Regions from separate parts of the Homo sapiens genome. Here all the other regions are linked to region 2. Evidence: chromatin contacts called from ENCODE Hi-C or POLR2A ChIA-PET data. All regions are on one chromosome and are shown on one strand. The core of a region is the stretch at or near the end of the contact, and the rest is flanking DNA. Distances in the headings are between cores, read along the strand shown.

Evidence for each region. A loop is a pair of places that touch in the nucleus more often than their neighbours do. ChIA-PET counts read pairs that join two places held with the same protein, here RNA polymerase II (POLR2A). Pooled maps may share reads with other maps.
Region 1: a pooled map shows a loop between it and region 2 (4-fold over the local background). The contact joins the enhancer-like site here to the promoter of PANK3 in region 2. A Hi-C loop is called at or near these places in 1 of 37 single-sample maps with no recorded cell type and 4 of 50 pooled maps. POLR2A ChIA-PET finds 5 or more read pairs at or near these places in 1 of 52 experiments (SK-N-SH).
Region 3: a loop to region 2 is called in a map of posterior cingulate gyrus, with 12 times the contacts of the local background. The contact joins the enhancer-like site here to the promoter of PANK3 in region 2. A Hi-C loop is called at or near these places in 1 of 168 maps with a recorded cell type or tissue (posterior cingulate gyrus).
Region 4: a loop to region 2 is called in a map of GM12878, with 2.1 times the contacts of the local background. The contact joins the promoter of WWC1 here to the promoter of PANK3 in region 2. A Hi-C loop is called at or near these places in 5 of 168 maps with a recorded cell type or tissue (CD4-positive, alpha-beta memory T cell, GM12878, HCT116 and 2 more), 15 of 37 single-sample maps with no recorded cell type and 13 of 50 pooled maps. POLR2A ChIA-PET finds 5 or more read pairs at or near these places in 2 of 52 experiments (MCF 10A and WTC11).

The regions. Positions count from the first base shown.
Region 1 is chr5:168,878,718-168,881,980 of GRCh38, forward strand. All of the region lies in intron 5 of SLIT3 (slit guidance ligand 3), which reads right to left. Among named protein-coding and RNA genes, the nearest start is that of MIR218-2, 110 kb to the left of the region's middle. Within about 2 kb of position 1,399, at least 3 of the 41 ENCODE cell types and tissues checked have a DNase peak (open chromatin) inside an H3K27ac peak, as active enhancers do.
Region 2 is chr5:168,578,048-168,581,498 of GRCh38, forward strand. It overlaps PANK3 (pantothenate kinase 3), which reads right to left and starts at 1,321. Exons shown (of 7, transcript NM_024594.4): 1 at 1,209-1,321. The coding sequence starts at 1,236. RefSeq lists enhancers at 1,049-1,118, 1,209-1,752 and a silencer at 1,269-1,598.
Region 3 is chr5:169,028,727-169,032,094 of GRCh38, forward strand. The region is part of intron 4 of SLIT3 (slit guidance ligand 3); the gene reads right to left. SLIT3-AS1 (SLIT3 antisense RNA 1) reads left to right here. Exons shown (of 5, transcript NR_109897.1): 3 at 1,660-1,730. Among named protein-coding and RNA genes, the nearest start is that of SLIT3-AS1, 17 kb to the left of the region's middle. Within about 2 kb of position 1,430, at least 3 of the 41 ENCODE cell types and tissues checked have a DNase peak (open chromatin) inside an H3K27ac peak, as active enhancers do.
Region 4 is chr5:168,290,178-168,293,333 of GRCh38, forward strand. It overlaps WWC1 (WW and C2 domain containing 1), which reads left to right and starts at 1,468. Exons shown (of 23, transcript NM_015238.3): 1 at 1,468-2,094. The coding sequence starts at 1,976. RefSeq lists an enhancer at 17-96 and silencers at 1,241-1,760, 1,861-2,280.

The sequences.
Region 1 (3,263 bases), core at 149-2,648, 300 kb after region 2:
TTTTTTTTTTTTTTTTAAGACTGAGTTTCACTCGTCTCCCAGGCGGGAGTGCAATGGTGCGATCTTGGCTCACCGCAACCTCTGCCTACTGGGTTCAAACAGTTCTCTTGCCTCAGTCTCCCGAGTAGCTGGGATTATAAGTGCCTGCCACCACACCCAGCTAATTTTTGTATTTTTAGTACAGATGGGGTTTCACCATGTTGGCCAGGCTGGTCTCGAATTCCTGACCTCAGGTGATCCACCCGCCTTGGCCTCCCAAAATGCTGGGATTACAGGCATGAGCCACCACACCTGGCCACAGCCTCTTCTTTCTTGAAGGGAAATGTCAGCGCAAGCAAAGAAAATATACGTCAAAACTACAAAATTATTTTTTAAACCAGATAGTTTTTTATTTTCTCCGTGTAGTAAAGCGTATGGTGTTACACATAGGCCCAACTGGTTGTCATTTTACATAGCATGCAGTTTGAAGCTGGATATGCCAGCAGTTTATCTTCTAGTCTTTAAGGTAATAGTGGAATGGTGTGAATTCCCTGAGCTCACACACTGTGGTGGAGCAGGCTTGGGGGCTGGGTAGTGGTTCTCAAACAAGCTGATGACAAGGATATGCATCTCTGAGATTTAAAATTTGCTATTTATCATTCACAAGGTAGACAATCTCCATAACTGAGGACTGGTAGGAGGAGGAGTGTTTCCTTAGCAGGTTTTATAGAAATTTAATTTGTGCTAAATGTCTCTTATTTTCCATGTGCCGATGCATATTTAAACATACAGCTTCATTATCACCTCTGTCCAGATGCTTCTCCTCCATGAAGCATCAGCTCCTCAGCTCAGGTCCTACAGTTCTAATTACTCACATGAGTTTTTCTCTTGGGCTGTAAGATTATTTAGTCTGACTCCCTCTTATTAAAACCAAGGAAGCTGAGGACCAGAGACATAGCGTGGCTTTAGCAAAGTCCTTCAACCAGCAGGAACTGGACAGGATGTCAGATCACAAACTTCCTCACACAGAGAAGATGCTCTGTCCACAATGCTGACAGAAGACTTGACATCACTTCACACCCAATGTGATTACAACCCAACTCAGGATCTTCCAAGCCTGGCTCCTCCTCCTGAACTTCCCATTTCTGTGAAGTGGAAGCTCCAAGAAGACAGAGCTCACAGATTTATATTGATATATCTTACTCCCTGCTGTTTCCCCCAGAACTAGCACTTAGAAGGCACTCAAAAAATAGTGTGAATGAATGATTATGAGAATTTGCCATCATTCTCTGTATTGTCTGAACTTGGAACTAATCGTTTTTCACTTCCTTTTCCATGGCCTCTAGCAACTCACTGACTGCGAAGCTCTGTTGATTTTGTCCCCAGGGACTGCTTACTTTGGCCTCTTTCTCCACTTCCTGCTTCTCTCTCCCAAGAGACAGCGTGAGAGAGAGATACGAGCCTAAACCCTCACATTGGACTACAGCCTCATCTCCTGCCCCGACCTTTCCTTCTGCCACCTCCTCCTGTCCCCGGTTCCCCTTCCAGAACAAATGTTTTCACCGTGATCTGTCCCAGGGCAAAAGCCATCCACATTCTCAGTGCCTACATCTAAAGCCCATGCTCCTCGCAGTCAAGGCTCTCCAGCAACCGGCTTCCACCTCTCTTTCTAACCCAATCACACACTCTTCTGCCCCAGATCCCTCCACTCCCATGAGATGTCTCTGCTGGAAACACATCTTATACAGTTTTGCCTTTACACTTTGCACGTACTATCTTTATTACTTTGTGAATTCTAACCACCATTCAGGCCCAGCTACAGTCTTCACTATTGTAACAAAGGAATACAGCAGCAACAGTAGTTAGAACTTTCTAAATACCTTTCATGCATCAAGCGTAGGACTAAGTTATTCATATGCATTATTTTATTAACCTCCACAAAAACCCTAGGAGGTAAGTCCAACTATTATCCTCATTTTATACAGTGGAAACATAGGCTTAGAAGTGTCAAGTAATGTACTTAACATCACAGACTAAGAACCTAGAACACATGGAATTCATACATACTTCTATCAGACCGCCAAAACCATGCTTCTAACCGCTAGGCTACATTGCCTAAAGCTGTCTGTTCCTTCTGAGCTCTGACAGCCCCTCATTACGTATAGCTACTTATTAGCCAACTTTCATGTTGATTGGTACTTTACTAAACATTTTCTTGTATGTACATGATTCTTGTCCCCAGTTACACTGTAAGCTACTGGAGAACATGAATTGTACCTCTGGGGCCTTTGGGTCCTGCCTGACAAGTGCCTGCTGACTGAACTGATTAGAGGTACACAGTATTCAATTCCCCTTAGGTGTTTTTGGTTAATTCATCCTTTAGGCAGTGAATTCACTCCCCTTTCCTTCTTCCCCGCAAGCCCAGCTGCTAGTAGTGAGTATAAACAAAGAGAAGATCCTCACTGAGTTTAGGATCCTGAGTAATACACATTTGCATGGCTTAGAGGGTGGTCTGATGGTGGGTGCTGGAGTGACTTAGGAGTCTGGGTTTGTAGAATCTTGAACCTTTCAAGTCCTGAGGCCTTTGCGTAGTTAGAGATATTGTAAGAGGGGAAAAGAGACCCTGTAAAACAAAATCTGAGAAACCCTAGCAACTATTAAGAACAATTGTGGGATTTATTCACTTTCTTAACAATCAAAAACATAGTCAGCAATTAACTGTCCAGCTCTGGTTATACATCACTACAATATGTTCTTTTTGGTTAATGGATCCATTTAAAATTAGTGTCATGAGATCTGACTGATATATCACTTTATATACGCAAAATGTTCTTTTGGGGTTCAACCACCAGAAAGCTGGTTGACCCTGAGTTAGTCACTGCCCCTCTCTGGGCCTCCATTTTCTCATACCCTGACGTTCTGGCAGGCTAATTAACATAGTTGTTTTTGGTTCATGTGAACAGTCTTGAGTTCTTGGAATGCATGGAACGAAATACTAGAAAAGCGCTCTGACATGTTAAAAGTGCCAGTTCAGGATGAGAGATCTCTCATTATTTATTTAGTGGTTTTGAAGGTTTGGCTTTTCTGTATCTCATTTTCTCAGGAAGATATAAACTCAGGAGGCTGTTTCTTGCGAGAAGCCTACACCTGTCCTGCAAAGGAGCTCCCATTCTTTGTGGGTGTGGCTGCTCCACCCCGCCCTCTCCTGCTCTTGGGAAAACACCCTCAGAAGCAGCAGCAGGCGGCCTCCTTGTCCCTGAGCCCCTTGCGAAGTCCTCTCTGCT
Region 2 (3,451 bases), core at 71-2,570:
ACAGATGAAACTACCAGATAAAGTACTTAGACAATGCTCTATGGGTGCAAGAGAAAGAACACTGTATTATGAGTCAGTCCCCTTAGAGTTATGAACCACATAGCACATGGTTGGTACATGCTTGGAAAAGTTACTCTGGGGCTAAGTTCAATTTCCTCACCTGTGAAGTTAAGACCAAATTACCTTACAGTTATATAGGAATTTGTAGTTTTCACAGGGTTTTGGCTTGTTGCCTCTCAGGTGAGTTTTACAGGAACCCCGATAGGCGGGCAGGGAAGGTGTCAGCGCCCTGTTTTATAGTTGTGGATTTCTTAACAGTTAAAGAGATCACATGAAACACTGTAAAAACAGCAAAAGTATCAATACGACTCTAAGATGAGCATGAATCCCCACGTTCCTAGTCCTTCTGGGAGGCTATACTTAAAAAGAGTGACAATCACAATGGCTGGGTGATTAAATAAGTCAATTACTGGAATAAAAGGTTTTTAAAAGACTAAACATAAAAGGAAGCAAATGAAAGTCGACCTTTCTAAAAGCATAGTCAGAATTTAAGTACATGCATAGAAAAATATCTACGGGTATTCACCATAATATTAATAGCGGTTCGCTCCGGGTGCGGGGAATACGGGTGACTTTATCTTTCTTGTTTATCTGCGTTTTCTAAAACAAACATGAACTAGTTGATATTCTAAACAAAAACAAGCCAAAGCAATTACACACTGGCAGACTGCATGCACGTACGTTTGAAAGCTCCAACTGTAACAACAGTGACAACTCCCAGGAACCCACCGGCATTTCAAGGACACAAGCAGGAAGCCCGGAAATCCCTAAAAACAGGTGCTAAAAGCCGCCAGCGCAACCTGACAGCCGCGACCGCCTCTTTTCAACCTGAATTCAGGGGGAGCTGGGAGAGGAGACTAGTCTGGTTTGACAAAAATCAGAATCAGAAATTCCCTCTGGCACCTCCCAGATCTCGAAGAGAAAGTGGGAGGAAAGGCTAGGGGGCGGCAGGCATTCACCATGCATGAATAGGGGGATGGGGAGGACGGAAGCCTCGAACTCGTGGCTCAAATGGTCCCTCCGCCCCCATACCGGACGAAGCGCCGGCGAGGAGCGACGGGCTTGGAAGCCGACCGCCCAGCCAAGGGGCTTTCAGACGGGGCCCAAGGGTGCCCTCCCAACCTGGCGGGCCCCAGCCCCCGTCTTACAGGGTTTCTTGGCATCTTTGATCTTCATGGCGTCGGCCCGAGGGGCGATGGACGGCCTCCGATCCGGGGCACTGAGAGCAGAGGCGGCGACTCCGGAGGTGGCTGGGCCGCGCGGCGAGGCCCGGCCGGTTCCTCCCCTCAGGCCGGGCGGGGCCGGCCTAGGGCGGGGCGGCGGCGCCTGAGGAGATGCCCGGCCCAGGGGGCGGCCCCCCACCCCCGCGAGGGGTGGCCGGGACCGAGCAAGCTGGGGAAGGCCGCCGGCCTCGCCGCTCCGGGGCCCCCCCGCAGCCGCTCCAAACAAAAGGCCCCGGTCCCCGGAGCCGCCGCCACCGCCGCCGCCGCCGCACTGAGAAATAGCCCGCCCAGGCCGAACGCCCACGTGACGCGAGCCCCCCCTCGCTCCGCTTCCGCCCGGCTGCTGGGGATTGTAGTTCTCCGGTTCGTGAGGCCCCGCTCTCTGGCTGTAGTTGTGCAGGTGGACTACAAAGCCCGAGATGCATCGCGGCCCCTCCTCCGAGGCCCCTCAGCTTCCGCAGATCGCCTCAGAGTGGTCCCAGCGAGAAGAGGGCTGGGTCTTAGTCACGCCAGCGAGGAGGCGACCAATGGTGACTGAGATGGGCGTGCTGGGGAAGTCGGGCTCAGACCTCAGCAGGTCGCGGAGAGAAGGGGGAATGAACTCTTCGAGAGGACTGTCATGGCTGTTCGGCCATTCTCAGATTTCCCCTTGAGACAGGAAAGCTGGTCGTCAGGCCATGGAAAGCGCTACAATCAGGGCTCTAGAGCTGTGCTTAAGATAGACCCTTGAGTACATTGGCGGATTAAAATTATTCACAAAGGAATCCTTTTGCTTAATAGAGACACCTTGAATGTTAGGGTCGGAATGATGACAATAGCAGGAATAGAGGTAACATCTATGGAACGCGTTATGTTCATGGGACTCTGCTAAGCACTTTGTGTGATTTACTTAAATTCAGGGGCCTTGTGGACCACGTGCAATTATTCATTTTATTGTCACTCATTTTGAAGATGGGGCACGGTCTGAGGAGTTAAATTGCTTGCTGAGCATTCTTTTTGCCACCGATCCATATTCCCCTGGGGCCCTCCAGCCCAGCTCTCTCCTTCTAAAGGGAAAACTGACTCCCAGAGAAGAAAATTTAGTTGCTCCAGTTCTCACAGTAAAGCCAGGACACCCTTTCCCCTTGCCTCCTAGAGTCTTAGTCCTCCAGCTGGAATGGGAGAAGATGGCATTGGGTATCTTCTCTTGGCCTTCACTTTTGTTGCCCAGTTAGATGGCCAGGAATTCTGTAGTTTTTACAATAGATGGATAGAGGGTTGGCAGTAGAGGATTGGGCATTCCAGTCAAAGAAACCCGCTTACCAAAGAGCCTTACTGCCCCTTCTTGCAGATGATAAGCCAAGGGATGTGAAGAAGGACAGGAGAGGACACAAGCTACCATTTATTGAGTACATACCAAGGGCTGACACTTTGCAAAGTGCCTTACTTTTAAAATTTAAATTTAATCCTCCCAACTACTTTTTGAAATACAATGATTAAAAACTAAAAAAACTTGCTGGGCGCAGTGGTGTGTGTCTGCAGTCCCGGCTATTTGGGAGACTAAGGTGGGAGGCCCAGGAATTTGAGGCTGTATGTGATAGAGTTTGTGAATAGCAACTGTGTCAGAGGCATTTACCAGAGCGACTCCATCTTGAATAGGGATTGGATGAAATAAGGCGGAGATCTACTGGGCTGCATTCCCAGGAGTTTAAGGCATTCTTAGTTGCAGGGTGAGATAGGAGGTTGGCACAAGATACAGGTCACAAAGACCTTGCTGATAAAACAGCATGCAGTAAAGAAGCTGGCCAAATCCCACCAAAATCAAGATAGCAATGAAAGGAACCTCTGGTCGTCTTCACTGCTCATTATATGCTGATTATAATGCATTAGCATGCTAAAAGACACTCCCACCAGTGCCATGACAGTTTACAAAAGCCATGGCAACATCAGGAAGTTATCCTATATGGTCTGTAAAGGGGAGGAACCCTCAGTTCTGGGAATTGTCCGCCCCTTTCCTGGAAAACTCGTGAATAATCCACCCCTTGTTTAGCATATCATCAAGAAGTAATAATAAGTATAAGCAGCTGAGCAGCCCATGCTGCTGCTCTGCCTATGGAGTAGCCATTCTTTTATTCCTTTACTTTCTTAATAAACTTGCTTTCATTTTACATTCTGGATTCTCCCCAGAT
Region 3 (3,368 bases), core at 180-2,679, 450 kb after region 2:
TAATAACTTCTTTAATTGATGAGTAAAATCCTACCCAGAGGTTTAAGTATTTTTTCGACAATCACATGGTAACCTAGAGGCAAGGTGAGAGCTAGAACCCAAAATGTGTTGATTCCACTGCTTTCCAAAATTTTGGCAACACTAGCAAAAGCAGCCCAGGCCTTGCACAAAAGTGACCTATAAATAAATGTAGAATAGGCCTGGACATATATTGGTGGCTTCAAGGCAAAGGGAGTGTTCAGGGGTCTGGAGGTGTGTGATGGCTGTGGAGCTGTGAAAACACCACTTGACATGTATAATCAACAGAAGAGGGGGTGTGCAAACCAGATAGGAGGAGGAATGGGTGGGGACTCCAGGAAGAAAACACCCCAGTTGCAAATTCTTCTGCATTTCCCATGCAATAGCAAAGCAAGTTGATCCCATAAGCTATCCGTAAGCTTCACCAAATCCAAGAGAATCTATGCATAGCTGACTTAGGAAACAGTAGGTATTTGTTGAATTCTGAGTGATTGCACCACTTTCTCCGAGAAGACATAGCCACAGGACTTTGAGGTTTGCACTCTTTTTGTTAGCCAGATTCCTTAAAATACTCTGATATTTTCCTAGTTCATTTGTTCTCAAAGGGTGGCCCTGGGCCAGCACTATAGCTGTCATTGGGGGAACTTGTTAGAAATGCAAATTTTGGGTCCTCTCCTCGGACCTACTGCATCAGAGACTGTGGGGTGGGGCCCAGCAATCTGTTTTAACAGGGTTTCCAGGTAATTCTGGTGTGCACTCAACTTTGAGAACCACTAAGTTAATTGGTGTGGCAGAGAAACTAAGCAAGAAATGAGGGCTTGAAAAAGCCTTCCAGCAACTGAATCCCTAGAATACATTTTTTGTTTGTTTGTTTGAAATAAACTGGAACTCGATTAGTAACTTACATCTTCCTGTGTTTTGCAAACAAGAGATCTTGGAAGGAAGTAGAAAATCAATTTCAAGGCCTTTCATCTCAGTTACAATGACACATTCATTTTAGCATTGTGTGGGGAGGGAGGGAAGGAGAGAGCAGGCAGGCAGTGGTTGGGTTTGTGGAGAGGAATACACAATTCCAATGGAATCCACTGTAATTTAGGGGCAATTAGCATCTGCACATTCTCCATTCATGAGGCTCCATTAATCCAGTTAATCCTCATCTTCTAATCAAAAACAAACATCCTTGAGTGTACTTGAGATCCTTTTAACACATTCTCCCCACCTGAATGCTGTCCTCTGCCTTGTAATCCAGGGCTTTTAGGAACCACTTCAGCTTTTGGAAAGAGGGGAGCTACCCACCACCTTGGCTGGGTCCTGCCAGCCCCTTGGAAACCTGCCCTCTCCTAGGCTGCACCCTCCCCTGAAACTTGTTCTTTGACTAGACCTGCCCTCTCCCTGCTATTATTTAAGTCATTCTTGATACTTCTTTGCTATTCTGGGCAGCCTTCCCTGACGACTTTCTGACTGCCCCTTGGCTAAACACACAAATGCTTGGATAATACTAATGCCTTGCATTGCTAAGTCACTTCACTGTTTCCAAAGGCCTTTCCTAGTCCACTTTTCATTTGATCCTCCAAACTATCATAATATCATTACTATTTCTCCACTTCCCACCCACTCTCACCCTCCCTCTTCAATTTACAGATGGGGGCCACTGAGGCTTTCAGAGATTTTGTGACCTACCAAACTGGCACAGCTAGTAAATGGATGACAAGGTAGGTTCAAACCCAGGACTCCTGATCCGCAGGCGGAGATCTATTATAGAACACTGTTTCTTTCTGACCACCCACCTAAATCCATAATGCCAATGAATAATGCATTTGTCCTTTCACTGTGTTTATGTCTTTGGAATGTTTTTGTATCTATGGAAATCAGTGCATCTTCCTTAATTTTGAAGCCTCTAAGGAGAAGAAACCCTATCTGTGTAACTCAGGCTCAAATAATACTGTAAAGTACTTCTACCTATTCAAAATATTTTCATCTTTGTCTTATTTTATCCACAAAACAATCATATGAGTTAAGGAGGATAAACAATATTACATCTATTTAATGGTAAGAAAACTGAAGTTTGGCCAATAAAAGCAACTTATTGGCTCGGAAGTAGAACGTGGTATGGTTGGGAATAGAATACGGCTTTCTAATTTCTGGTTCTGTATTTATCTATTAGATATGTGGTTTTAAAATTGTGACCCTCGGGCTCTTGCATGCTTCTTCTTGGAAAGGCGAGGCAGACAGGGCTCAGGGTATTCTACCACTGGTTTAACTAAAAGCTTTCCTCTCCTGAATAGCAACTTAGAAGCCCCTGACAGGTCCTCATTTCCTGTCTTGAGTATCCAGCATAGTAGTCGTACTAGTCAGGTGTAAGCAGTGGCTTCAGGATAATATCCTTGCAGATGGCCCTGGGAAGCCTTGAAGTTTTTGCAAGCATTTCAGACTCCCTGGCTTGTGATCAGTGTAGGCAGTGAAAACTGCACTTTGTCCTCAGAGTAGGAAAGTTACCCCTCAGCCATTTCATATTCTGTTCATTAATTCAACAAATATTTGTTGAGTTACTATGTGCTAAGTACTGTGTTTGCGTCTGGGACTAGAGGGGTAGAAAAAAAATATGGAGGTGATTTCACCTCTACCCTCATAGAAGATGCCTTCTGATAGATCTGAAACAGATAATCTTACCAATAAATAATTCCAAATCGTAATAAAAGCTATGCAGGAAAGATCTGTTTGTTGCATGAAAGAGCAAGGAGTGGGGTCTCACCCAAACAGGAGGTCAGGGAATTACAGTTCATGGAGGTTACACCGAAGCTAGATTTTCTTGGGAGGGCACACCTGCTGCATGGAACAGCACCGTCTGGCATGATGCAGCAAGTGTTTGTCCTGGTTGAGAAATCCAGAGGAGACACAGCTGGCTGGGGCCCAGTGAGCAAGAACAGAGTAGTAGGAGATGGGAGACGGGGTCAGGAGGAGCAGGGCATCGAATTCATACACAGCAAGTTGGGTAGTCATTGCAGGGACTTAAGTAAGAGGTATCATGATTGATTGACTATCATGATGACTTCGGCTATTGTCTGGAGAACAAATTGGAGTTGGTCAAAAGCATAAACAAAAGAGCTGGGAGGAGATGATTAGGTGGTTTTCCTTTGTTACACAGTTAGAGGTGCCCTTGAGGGATTTTTTAATTGAATGTGGAAGAGAGAGCAGACAGCATGGACAAGACTTAGAAGAGTAAGCATGGTAGAAAATAAAAAGCACTACTTTGGATTAGGTGATGTGGTTCCAATCCTGCACCTCCATGTCCTGGATGTGTAACGTAGGACAGGCCACATAACCAACCCCTCTGGCCCTCATTTTCCCCA
Region 4 (3,156 bases), core at 218-2,717, 290 kb before region 2:
GAATTAACTATGAAGAAGGCATTTGGAGGCGAGGCTCACTCTGGTGGGTCTTTTCTGTCAAGAGGAGATGAGACCACAAACATGATTCCCTCTCTGGCTCAGCAACACCCTGGTCCATACAGCACAGGGTGCTGGTTCTTCTGGAAGACCGTGGGGCTCAGGCAAGAGAAGACACCCAACTGGGCTTCATTCGACCAGTCCAGCTTCCTGCCATATGCCGAGGGCAAAAAAGGGTTAAATTCCCACTCAGTACACAGATGTAAGAGGAGATGGGGAAGTGAACAGCCAGTTGATCATTCACTCAATCATGCTAGCTTGCTTTTTGTATTTAATGCTACATTTTAAATTTATTTATTTATTTATTTGAGACAGAGTCTCGCTTTGTTGCCCAGGCTGGAGTGCAGTGGTGCGATCTTGGCTCACTGCAACCTCCACCTCCCAGGTTGAAGTGATTCTCATGCCTCAGCCTCCCGAGTAGCTGGGACTACGGGCGTGCACCACCACGCCCAGCTAATTTATTATTATTATTTTTTAGTAGAGATGGGGTTCACTATGTTGGCCAGGCTGGTCTGAAATCCTGACCTCAGGTAATCTGTCTGCCTCACCCTCCCAAAGTGCTGGGATTACAGGCGTGAGCCACCGCACCCACTAATTCTACATTTTTAATTTCTCAAGAAACATTGTGTCTCTGATTGTTTTATTCTCTTGAACATTTTTCAAGATGGAATTTTGCTTTGCTTACTTTCTTCTTTTTCATAGCCCCACTTCTCCCAAATCCATAACACACCTACCTCAAAGTATCACAGGAAAGAAAGCCTGTGAAGCTGCTAGCCACAGCCTGTCACAAGTAAGTCCTCAATTTAGCTAACAATAACAATGGCATTACTATTACTTTTACAAAGTGTTTTCCCTGACACCCTCTGGAAGTCCTCCCAGGAAAGCGGATCCACAGCGCTCCTAATTTTAGGGACCCTGAGGGGAGCCAGCTACATTTCCAAATGGTGGGGAAGGGTGGAGGGTGGGCGAAACGTCGTAGGGAGAGTTGAATAGAAGGAGACAGATGGTGCCTGTGTTGGGGGAAGGGACCAGAGATCCTGGAAAACTTATGTTTCCCAATTCGCAAGAATGTTTCCATTTAACCACTTCTTGCCTGACTCCTGATTCTACACCACAGAAAAGCAGGGAGTTTTTAAGATTTGGGGCCACCTGTGCCGAGAGCCTGGCTACTCCGGGTGGAGAGAGACAGGAGCGTTTTAAGTACAGGCAGAGCGGTTTTTGGCCCAGCCCCCTAGGTCTGGGACGCAGGTGAGGGGCGGTCTCTCCTTCCCCTGGCAGGGGCAGCGTAAGGGTGGCCGGCGGCTGGGACTGTCCCACGAGGGGGCGCGTCTCGGGCCCTAGGACCCGCCCTCGAGGCGCTGCGCGCGGGGAGGGGACCCGGGAACCCAGGCGCCCGGCGCTCCGCCTCCCGTTTCCGGGGCAGCGCGGTTACCTGCACCGCCCGAGCCGCACCTGGCGGAGGCAGAAGTCACAAACCCGGCGAGCTCAGAGCGGTGGAGCGGAGAGGAGGGACGGCACCCGGCTGCAGGGAGGAGGGAGGCGGCAGCGGCAGCGGCGGCGTGGAGGGCGCAGCGCGCCGCGCGGCGGAGGAGGGCAGACGGCGGCGGCGGCGGCGCTCGGCTCGCTCTGCCCGGCCGGCTGGGCGCGCACCCGGGCTCGCACCGCGCCGCTGCGGACGCACATGGCAGCGTGAGAGGCCGGCGGCGGGAGGAGCGGGCGGCGCCGGGTCGGGGCTGCAGGGCCGCATGGACAGCGGCGCCACCCCGGCCGGCCCCTACTAGGGCCCCCCATCTGCGGGCGCCACCCCCCGGATCATGGTGCCTCGGCGGCCGCCCGGGCTAAGAGCGGCCGGCTGGAGCCGCTGAGCCCCCGCTGCGGCCGGGAGCTGCATGGGGGAGCGCCGGCAGCGCTTGGGAAGATGCCCCGGCCGGAGCTGCCCCTGCCGGAGGGCTGGGAGGAGGCGCGCGACTTCGACGGCAAGGTCTACTACATAGACCACACGAACCGCACCACCAGCTGGATCGACCCGCGGGACAGGTAGGACCCTGGAACCCTCCTCCGTGCCCCCACACCCCCGCCTGGGCCCCCACCTGCCCCTGGAGCCGCCGGCCGGGACTGGGAGGGGGCAGGGGAGCTCTGCGTGCCTCTTGAGCTCTCTTCAGTTCGCCACCCCCTGCTCCCCCCAACCTTCTGGAGCGCTGCTCCCGCCTCAGTGGGCCACCGAGAGGAGGCGCCTGCCGGGGAGCTGGCCCAGGCTGCCCCACCGCCATCCCCAGTTGGAGGACTTAGGCCCCAGCCGGCACCTGCCCGGAGTTTTGACCTTAAGCTCTAGCCCCGCCCGCCCCCTTTAGGAAGAGAGGTCGGGCGGGGGCGGGGGTTGGGGGAGCGACCTAGCCGGGTGAAGCCGGGTCTTCCCGGGGAGGCTTCCACCCAGCGTGGGGGGTGGGCGGATGGGGATGGGGAAGTGTCCGGTTAGAGGGGGTGGTCAAGACCCCAGGATTCCGTGGGAGACCACTGGAGAGAGGGCACTCGGCGCAGAGGAAGGCAACCTGAGGTGTGCTTTTTGACAGGTGCCTTGGAAGCTGCTGAGAACAGCACAGGGGCAGCCAGGGGGCCCTGGAACCCGAGGGTGGGGAGGAAGTGAAGAAGCGGGGGAGGGCAGATGAGGGAGACTGGTTATCCAGGAATCTGGCAGCAACTTGGAAGCTGTTAGGATGGAGATGGAGGTGAGAGGCCTCCCGGAAAGCCTTGCCCCTCGCCTCTTTCTCCTCTCTTTCTTCCCTGATCGGGGAAGGGGGCGGCGAGGCTCCTCAGCCCTGCACCAGCGGGACCTGACCTTGGTGGGTACCAGGCCGCTGTAGGTTGAGATAATGTGCAGAGGCAGATGGAGCCTGAGATAGCTCGGTGTGGCTCTTACCTCTCCAGACTTTCTCCTGGTTGTTTGGCATTTCTTTGCTCACATGCTGCACACACACACATACATTCACCCTCTCCATGTATGTCCTAGAGTCCCCGGACCACGATGTTGTTGACACGGTCTGTGGGCAGAGTGTCTTGGGGAATGCGGACTTTAAACCTTGTCTGTGACCTTGGGGGTCA